Linked DNA regions of Homo sapiens: all the other regions are linked to region 1. The links are chromatin contacts, found by Hi-C or POLR2A ChIA-PET in ENCODE. All regions are on one chromosome and are shown on one strand. The core of a region is the stretch at or near the end of the contact, and the rest is flanking DNA. Distances in the headings are between cores, read along the strand shown.

The links. Hi-C counts contacts between places; a loop is a spot of excess contacts on that map. ChIA-PET counts read pairs that join two places held with the same protein, here RNA polymerase II (POLR2A). Pooled maps may share reads with other maps.
Region 2: a loop to region 1 is called in a map with no recorded cell type, with 6 times the contacts of the local background. The contact joins two enhancer-like sites. A Hi-C loop is called at or near these places in 2 of 37 single-sample maps with no recorded cell type and 1 of 50 pooled maps. POLR2A ChIA-PET finds 5 or more read pairs at or near these places in 1 of 52 experiments (Panc1).
Region 3: a loop to region 1 is called in a pooled map, with 15 times the contacts of the local background. The contact joins two enhancer-like sites. A Hi-C loop is called at or near these places in 3 of 37 single-sample maps with no recorded cell type and 6 of 50 pooled maps.

The regions. Positions count from the first base shown.
Region 1 is chr10:24,381,868-24,384,594 of GRCh38, reverse strand. All of the region lies in intron 3 of KIAA1217, which reads right to left. Among named protein-coding and RNA genes, the nearest start is that of MIR603, 110 kb to the right of the region's middle. RefSeq lists enhancers at 861-1,020, 1,171-1,250, 348-1,547. Within about 2 kb of position 1,379, at least 21 of the 41 ENCODE cell types and tissues checked have a DNase peak (open chromatin) inside an H3K27ac peak, as active enhancers do.
Region 2 is chr10:23,411,038-23,413,764 of GRCh38, reverse strand. No RefSeq gene overlaps it. Among named protein-coding and RNA genes, the nearest start is that of OTUD1, 27 kb to the left of the region's middle. RefSeq lists silencers at 1,119-1,319, 1,319-1,519. Within about 2 kb of position 1,409, at least 2 of the 41 ENCODE cell types and tissues checked have a DNase peak (open chromatin) inside an H3K27ac peak, as active enhancers do.
Region 3 is chr10:24,900,760-24,903,486 of GRCh38, reverse strand. The region is part of intron 3 of PRTFDC1 (phosphoribosyl transferase domain containing 1); the gene reads left to right. Among named protein-coding and RNA genes, the nearest start is that of PRTFDC1, 50 kb to the left of the region's middle. Within about 2 kb of position 1,391, at least 19 of the 41 ENCODE cell types and tissues checked have a DNase peak (open chromatin) inside an H3K27ac peak, as active enhancers do.

The sequences.
Region 1 (2,727 bases), core at 130-2,629:
ACTGCACTCCAGCCTGGGCGACACTGAGCCAGCTGGGTTGATGTTGCCCTTGACAGCCTCTTTGTCCAAATCCATGGAATGTACAACAGCAAGAGTGAACCCCAGTGTAAACTATGGACTCTGGGTGATATCAATGTGTCGGTCTCATTTCATTGATCGTAACAAACGTACCACTCTAGTAGGGTATGCTGATCATGGGGGAGGCTGTTCATGCGTGGAGGCCAAGGGTGTATGGGAACTGTCTGTACTTTCTGCTCGATCTTGTTACAAACCTAAAAAATTGCTCCTAAAAAATAAAATGATAAAAAAAATTCATGATAAACCATCAAAATTTTAAATAAAGGCAAGATCAACAGGGCTTCATGAGAGAACTTAAAACTCTATGGATTGAGATAAAGTGACAACATACAGATGCCAAAAGACACCCAGGGCTTCCAGATGGCATCAACAGCGGGTTTCCAGGGGGGTTACAGCTCAAAGTATCCAGTCGGCATATCTGAGGCCCCATGGAGTTGCAGCTGTGCTTCTGGGCCACCCAGGTGCTGGTAGACACCCTGCTCATGGCCGGGGCTCTCTGGGGAGCACTGTTTATCCCAGGAACCCGTGCGTCTGTGTGTTAAATAAGGCCAGGCAGGCGGGGAGTTTCCCAAAGACTAAGCTGAGCAAGGCCCCTGGGAGGGAGACTGCATTTGCACTTGCTGTGAGTCACATTTTCCTTTTTATTTCCCGTCCAGGCTCAACTGGATTACGCCATAAGGGCCAGGTGCGGCTGGGGGGACATTCCCCAATCGGCCACAAAGAGGCGGTCAAGGGCAACATCAACCCAGCTGGCCCAGTGCCAGCCTCATTTTCTGGAACCAGAGCTTCCCTTGGCTTTGGCAAGAAACTTCTCATTTCTCTCCTCTCCTCTTACTGTGTTCCTTTGTTTCTATCCAGGAGTAGTGAAAAATGGCAGGCCAAAAAGCCCCTCACAGGGAGGGCAGAATAAACAGGTCAGATGCATTTTTCAGCCTGCTGTGACAGCACACCGGCACTCTACAGCAAAGGATGCTGAGTAAAATGGAGCAATTTGCAGAAGCGTGGCCACCCCGTGCGAAAACACCCGCCACCCTCAGCCATTCCTTGGGCAAGCCGGCCCCAGCTCCTGCAGCCTCTCTGCCCCAAGGCTTGGTTCCTGAACCCAGCAAGTCTCAACCTGCACTGCCAACCGTTCTTGGCTGCAGAGGAAATTCCTTCCTTTAAGACAAAAGATCCATTATCCGACAGAGTCAAAGTTCCCCCAGGTATGGGGGAAGGCGGACAGGCATTTATTCTTATCTTCGTTTTGGTTTGCAGAGCTGAGGTTATCTTTACAGAGACCTGAGCTCATTTCCTCCAAGCACAAAGGAGAAATCCCATTCCTTGCCTGGCTCCTAAGTGTGAGTGGAGTTAAGAAAGCACAAGTTTCAGGCCAGACATGCTGGCTCATGCCTATAATCCCAGCATTTTGTGAGGTTAAGGTGGGAGGATTACTTGAGTCCAGGAATTCCAGACCAGCCTGGGCAACATAGTGAGACCCCATCTCTACAAAAAATAAAAAATTAGCCAGGCGCCTGGGTGCGTGCCTGTAGTCCCATCTACTCTGAAGGCTGAGATGGGAGGATCCCTTGAACGTGGGAAGTCGAGGCTGTAGTGAATCATGATCATGCCATTGCACTCCAGCCTGGGTGACAGAGCAAAACTCTGTCTCAAGAAAAAAAAAAAAAAAAAAGAAAAGAAAAACCACAAATTTCTTGAATCCACACAGAAAGCCCCAGCCTGGTGACGGTGTGGAAGCCTGTGTCATCTTGACACTGTCTTGGCCCATGATGCTCCTTGGGTGTGTCCCTCCCCTGTGTGTCCTTGTCCCTTCATTTGTAAGATCATGTTAATGGGAACTGGAGCCCTGGACTTCCCACTGCTGCCACTTAATTAAGTGTGTGAGCTCAAACAAGCAAACACACACATAAACAAAAAGCACATTTTCTGTGGTCTTCTCTCATTTATACAATGAGGATCCTAGATTACTAACCTAAGATCAAATTTTAATTTGATCTTAATTTGATCAAAATTTAATTTGACACAAAATTTAATGTTAAATATTAATATTGATAATACAAATAATAACAAAGTTGTAGGGTTTTTTTTTAGGACAGCTAGGACAATGTCTGAATTCAGTCTGCTTGGGTCATTATCTGCAGCAAAGGAACTAAAATCAGGGTACCTTCTCTCACATCAATCTTTTTCTTTCTTCTCCCAGCAAGGCATTTGCTCAGTTTTACATGGCAGAGTTCAGCTGTCTTTTGCACGTGCTAGACTCTGAAGGCTTTTGCATGTTGACTCTTTTCCTGTCCCCTCTTATCCCCAAGCCCATCTGTTTGCAAACACAAGTACCCAAATCAGAACCTTAACATGGCAATGAAGCATAAGAAACATCTGCCCCCTTGACAGAGAGGTCTAAATCCTCACGACTTGTCCATTTTGTTAAAGCGCCAAAAAAAGCAATTAAAAAAGCAAAGCAAGATAGAAAGTAAACTTCCAATACAAAAAAAAAAAAAAGGAAATGATACGTGGTAAAATCATAAAAAGAATCCTTCTGCCTTTCAGAAAAGCTGTGCCCTACACACACCAAGCCCCTCTATCCTTTCACGTGGTAGTGGGAACAGCCTCGTGTTTATGGTTCTTATGAACAGTCATGCAGATGTTAGC
Region 2 (2,727 bases), core at 160-2,659, 970 kb after region 1:
ATGCTGTAAATATATTTTACAACATTGAATAGACGCCTTTAACTGGTAGACTTCATGGCATGTGAGTGATATCTTTTTTTTTTTTTTGAGATGGAGTTTCGCTCTTGTCACCCAGGATGGAGTGCAGTGGCGCGATCTCAGCTCACTGCAACCTCTGCCTCCCAGGTTCAAGCGATTCTCCTGCCTCAGCCTCCTGAGCAGCTGGGATTACAGGCACCTGCCACCATGACCAGCTAATTTTTTGTATTTTTAGTAGAGACGGGGTTTCATCCATGTTGGCCAGGGTGGTCTTGAACTCCTGACCTCAGGTGATCTGCCCCCCTCAGCCTCCCAAAGTGCTGAGATTACAGGTGTGAGCCACCACGCCCGGCCCTGTGAGTGATATCTTAATAAAGCTGTTAAAAAAGAATGAAGAGGCATATTATGCTCAGTTGAAGTACTGACTAGAACAAGTCTCTACTCTCTCAGGCTCCATCACCCTCTCATCCTTTTCCTCTTTCCTCTTGGTCTCTTCTCTGTCATTTCTTTCTCCATGACACAACACACTCTTGTCTCCAAAACTTTTTCATTCTCCTACCTCCTTCCTCAAAATGTGGCACTTTCCTTTAACTGGCTCTATTGCTTTTTTTCCTGTTTCTCTAACTTTTGAAATTGACATGTAATAATTGTACATATTTATAGGGTACATAGTAATATTGCAATACAAACAATGTACAGTGATCTGATCCGGGTAATTAACATATCCATCATCTCAAACATTTATTTCTTTCTTTTCTTTTCTTTTTGTTTTGTTTGTTTCTTTTTTTTTTTTTTTTTTGAGATGGAGTTTCACTCTTGTTGCCCAGGCTGGAGTGCAATGGGGTGATCTCGGTTCACTACAACCTCCGCCTCCCGAGTTCAAGCAATTCTGCTGCCTCAGCACCACCACACTCTGCTAATGTTGTAATTTTAATAGAGACGGGGTTTCTCCATGTTGGTCAGGCTGTTCTCGAACTCCCGACCTCAGCTGATCCACCCACCTCGTCCTCCCAAAGTGCTGGGATTACAGGTGTGAGCCACCGTGCCCGGCCTCTATTTTTCTTTTAAATCTGAATGTGATCTCTCCTTCCCATTCTAGGCACTCATGCTCCTCCAGAGCTAAGCTTAGAAAACAAAAGAACACAGGGATAGGGAAACAAATGATCTCAAAATAGTTGATGGAAAATAGCAACTTCTCTTTTTCTGCAGGGCTTCCTTTTGACTGTGATTTTCCTTTTCCTTTTTGTTTTTTCCAGACAGAGATTTTTCTCCATCTCTGGCTCTTGAAGTGAGATCAGAGACTCAAAAATACCACACTGTATCATTTACTTGGGCATTTTCTCAGAAGGGGATTAACTTTGGCAAGAGTTTGGGTGGTGACAAATGACTCAGAGATAAAAGATGAGTCAAGAAGCATTGCTAAAACTGTGGTCGCTTCGCATCAACCTTAGGGATATGGTACTTTGCAACTTGGCAACCATAACATTATATTGATTAGTCTAATGGATTCTTTCTGAGTATGATAGCAAAGACAAAGGCAGAATATTCTTAGTATATCACTAAATTCTATCGGTCATTATTTGATACTTAAAAAAATACTCGTCCCAAGAAGCAAGGTTTTAGCCACACAGCAGTTTTCATATTACTGAAAAACCCGCTAGGGAGAAAGGCACTCTAGTGGATCTCTATTTACTCAATAATAAAAGCAAGATCAAATGACCTTTATTTAAAAACAAACAAGCTTAAAAAAAATGGCAGGCAGAGAAGGGAGTCAACTTTTTCTCAATCCACTGCTTGAGAAATTATCTGATTAATGTTAGCTCTGGAAATTTTTATTTATTTATTTTTTATTTTATTTTATTTATTTATTTTTTTGAGACAACGTCTCGCTCTGTTGCCCAGGCTGGAGTTCAGTGGCATGATCTTGGCACACTGCAACCTCTGCCTTCCGGGTTCCAGCGATTTTCCTGCCTCAGCCTCCTGAGTGGCTAAGATTACAGGCATGTTGCCACCACACCTGGCTAATTTTTATATTTTTAGTAGAGACAGGGTCTCACCACGTTGGCCAGGTAGGTCTCGAACTCCTGGCCTCAAGTGATCCACCCGCCTCTGCCTCCCAAAGTGCTGGGATTACAGGTGTGAGCCACCGTGCCCAGCCCAGAAATATTATTATTATTATTATTATTGTTGTTGTTGTTGTTGTTGTTGTTGTTATTTGAGATGGAGTCTTGCTCTGTAGCCCAGGCTGGAGTGCAATGGTGCAATCTCGGTTCACTGCAACCTCCACCTTCCGAGTTCAAGCTATGCTTCTGTTTCAGCCTCCCGTGTAGTTGGGATTACAGGAGTGTACCATTAGGCCTGGCTAATTTTTTTTGTATTTTTAGTAGAGACAGGGTTTCACCATGTTGGCCAGGCTGGTCTCGAACTCCTGATCTCAGGTGATCCACTCACCTCAGCCTTCCAAAGCGCTGGGATTACAGACATGAGCCACCATGCCAGGCTGGAAATATTATTTTTAATACAACTTTTGGACAAAAACCACATGATAGTGACTAATATTTATTGAGCCCTTAGTATGTCCCAGCCACTGTTCTAAGATTTTTACATGTATTCACTTAGTTGAACTTCACAATCACTTTATGGCATAGATACTATTATTTCCACCACTTTACAGGTGAAGAAACTGAAGCATAGAATACATAGTAAGTG
Region 3 (2,727 bases), core at 142-2,641, 520 kb before region 1:
TGGCACCTTTTAAAAACTTTGAATTGAAGTGCAATATACATTCAGAAAAGTGTCCACATCATGAATGTTCAGCTTAATGAATTTTCCACCAAGCGAACAACCTTGTGTATAATCATTACCAGTTAACAAATAGAACATTACCAATCGTTGGCTTTATTAGTCTTCACTTTATAGGGGATGCCTAATAAATAATTTACTTAGTAAATGCACCTTAGTAAAAGGTGCAAACATGTTTTCTCACAACAATCCCTATATTTTCTTTTTTCTTACTTTTTTTCTTGAGATGCAGTTTCACTCCTGTCACCCAGGCTGGAGCGCTCACGATCTCAGGCACGATCTCAGCTCACTGCAACCTCTGCCTCCCAGGTTCAAGTGATTCTCCTGTCTCAGCCTCCTGAATAGCTGGGATTACAGGTGCCTGCCACCACACCCAGCTAATTTTTTGTATCTTTAGTAGAGATGGGGTTTCACTATGTTGGCCAGGCTAGTCTCGAACTCGTGACCTCAGGTGATCCACCCGCCTTGGCCTCCCAAAGTGCTGGGATTACAGGCATGAGCCACTGCATCTGGCCCCTATATTTTCTTATTAAATTCACAGGAGAAAACTTGAGCCAAATAATCTAACTCAGTCTTTCACGACCTTCTTAAAATCAGCAGATATTTGACAAAAGAATAAATGAATAAATATCCAAACCAATAATTATGTCAGAGTATCAAGGCAATGAGGAAGAAGGAAATCTAACTGTAATCTTGTTAGAGTCCATTTTACTTTCCTTCTTGTTACCTTGTCACTGGGTGATGAGAAAAGACAGTTCTCTGAATTTGTCATTCTCTTTGCTCTAAGTTTGAAGAAAAATATAAAAGTCAACTTTCTCTGGAGCACCTAGAAAAATCGCCTTTCCTAAGACAGTTTGCACTGCAATGGAATTTATGAGGAGGAGATTCTAGTCTTGGTTCTGATGTACTCCACCAAACCACCAGATCTTGGACAGAAGTTGACTGGGTCTTTCCTTTGCAAAAGGCCTGAACTACACATTTCCTAGAATTCATTCCTGCTCAAGGTTCCAATGACATGCACCTTTTCAAGATGATCAACTGTACTGAAGGTTACAGTCTGTGGCCCTGGAGCAGATAAAAATAAAGTGGGGCCCTGTAATAGTGAGTCATTGGCATCCGTCCACAGCTCTATGAGTTGGCCAAACTAACCAGGCAGAGATTAATGCCTAACTAGAATGTGGATTGCTGCTTTGCAAAAGAGCAGTTGGAAGATTAAGGAGAAAAAAAAAAAATCCTGGATAATCACCTCCCTCCTCCATCCAGCAATGAGGCAGCTTTGATGAGTAATCCATTGATTGCTATGAGCCATCAGTTTCCTTCTTTCCCTCCCTTTGCTGCAGCAGTTTTCACTGCCAGTAACCACTGCAGCTGTGCAGGGATCGTCACCAGGACACACCCCTTCACTCTGTTCTCCACCACCTCCTAACAACCAACCACGCCTTAGATAAAGGGTGCAGGAATTGCAGCAAGGGGCTTTGGCCCTTGTGGGTGGATACCTGTGGCAGTCACCGTGCATTTAGACCATCTGTGGTTGGGGAGTTGGCTGTTCATGCATGTTCTGGAAGAGAAATTCACTGCAAATGCAGAGTGAGCCAACACAACAGTAAGAGATTCTCTGCATGACTAGTATAAAATCATGTGAAAGATTAGAAATGAAGTCGCTTTGTTTCAGCCTCTATTTATCTATTTACTTACTTATTTGAGACTGGGTCTTTCTTTGTCACCCAGGATGGAGTGCAGTGGCGAAATCACAGCTCACTGCAGCCTCCTCCTACCAGGCTCAAGCGATCCTTTCGCCTCAGCCTCCTGAGTAGCTGGGACTACAGACATGTACCACTATGCCTGGCCAATTTTTTTTTTAACTTTCTGTAGAGACAGAGTCTTGCTATGTTGCCCAGGCTGGTTTCACACTGCTGGACTCAAGCAATTCTCTCGCTTTGGCCTCCCAAAGTGCTGGGATTACATTCCTGTTTCAGCCTTTAAAATAAAAAACATTTTAGGGTATGTTAGTAAGTGAGGTGGTGGTGGTCATTTCTCTTTAAATGAGACTTTCCATCTATAATTTCTATTTTTATTACACTCTCTCAGGCCTGCTGGGTTCCTTCACCCTTAATTGCTGACATTCTGCCAACAAAGAAACACCCACTTAGTTTCTTTCTTACATAGTTGCAAGTTCCTTTTTTCTTATTGACTTGATGTTACCCTGCTCTGCCATTCAAAAAACAAGAAACAAGAGCATGATCTGGCCATGTGAGAAACAGAGGAATTATAATTGTGGCTTGTGATACACATACATATAGGAACCAAGACACAATTTTCTGTTAGATTTGTAATGATGTCTGAAGCATATGATTCTGAAAAATTCGAGAAAACTAGACACATTTCCGATGCTATAATATGATTCTGAGTTGTACTTGCTTTGTACTTTGACAGTTTCAGGTTCCATATTCAGACCCACAAATTTCAAAATCTAATTGCAAACACCTGTTAGCGACAAGTTACCACAAAATAGTCTCCTTTCGTAGGGTCATGCCTGGGAAACAGAGCTCTTCCTTTTTAGGTACAAGCTTTATGCATAGATTTTTATTTATATAAAATGTTCGGCCCAAGTCTTTGTAAACAGTACTTACCCAGGTTATTTATTTTTTAATTCTAAATATAAACATGTAC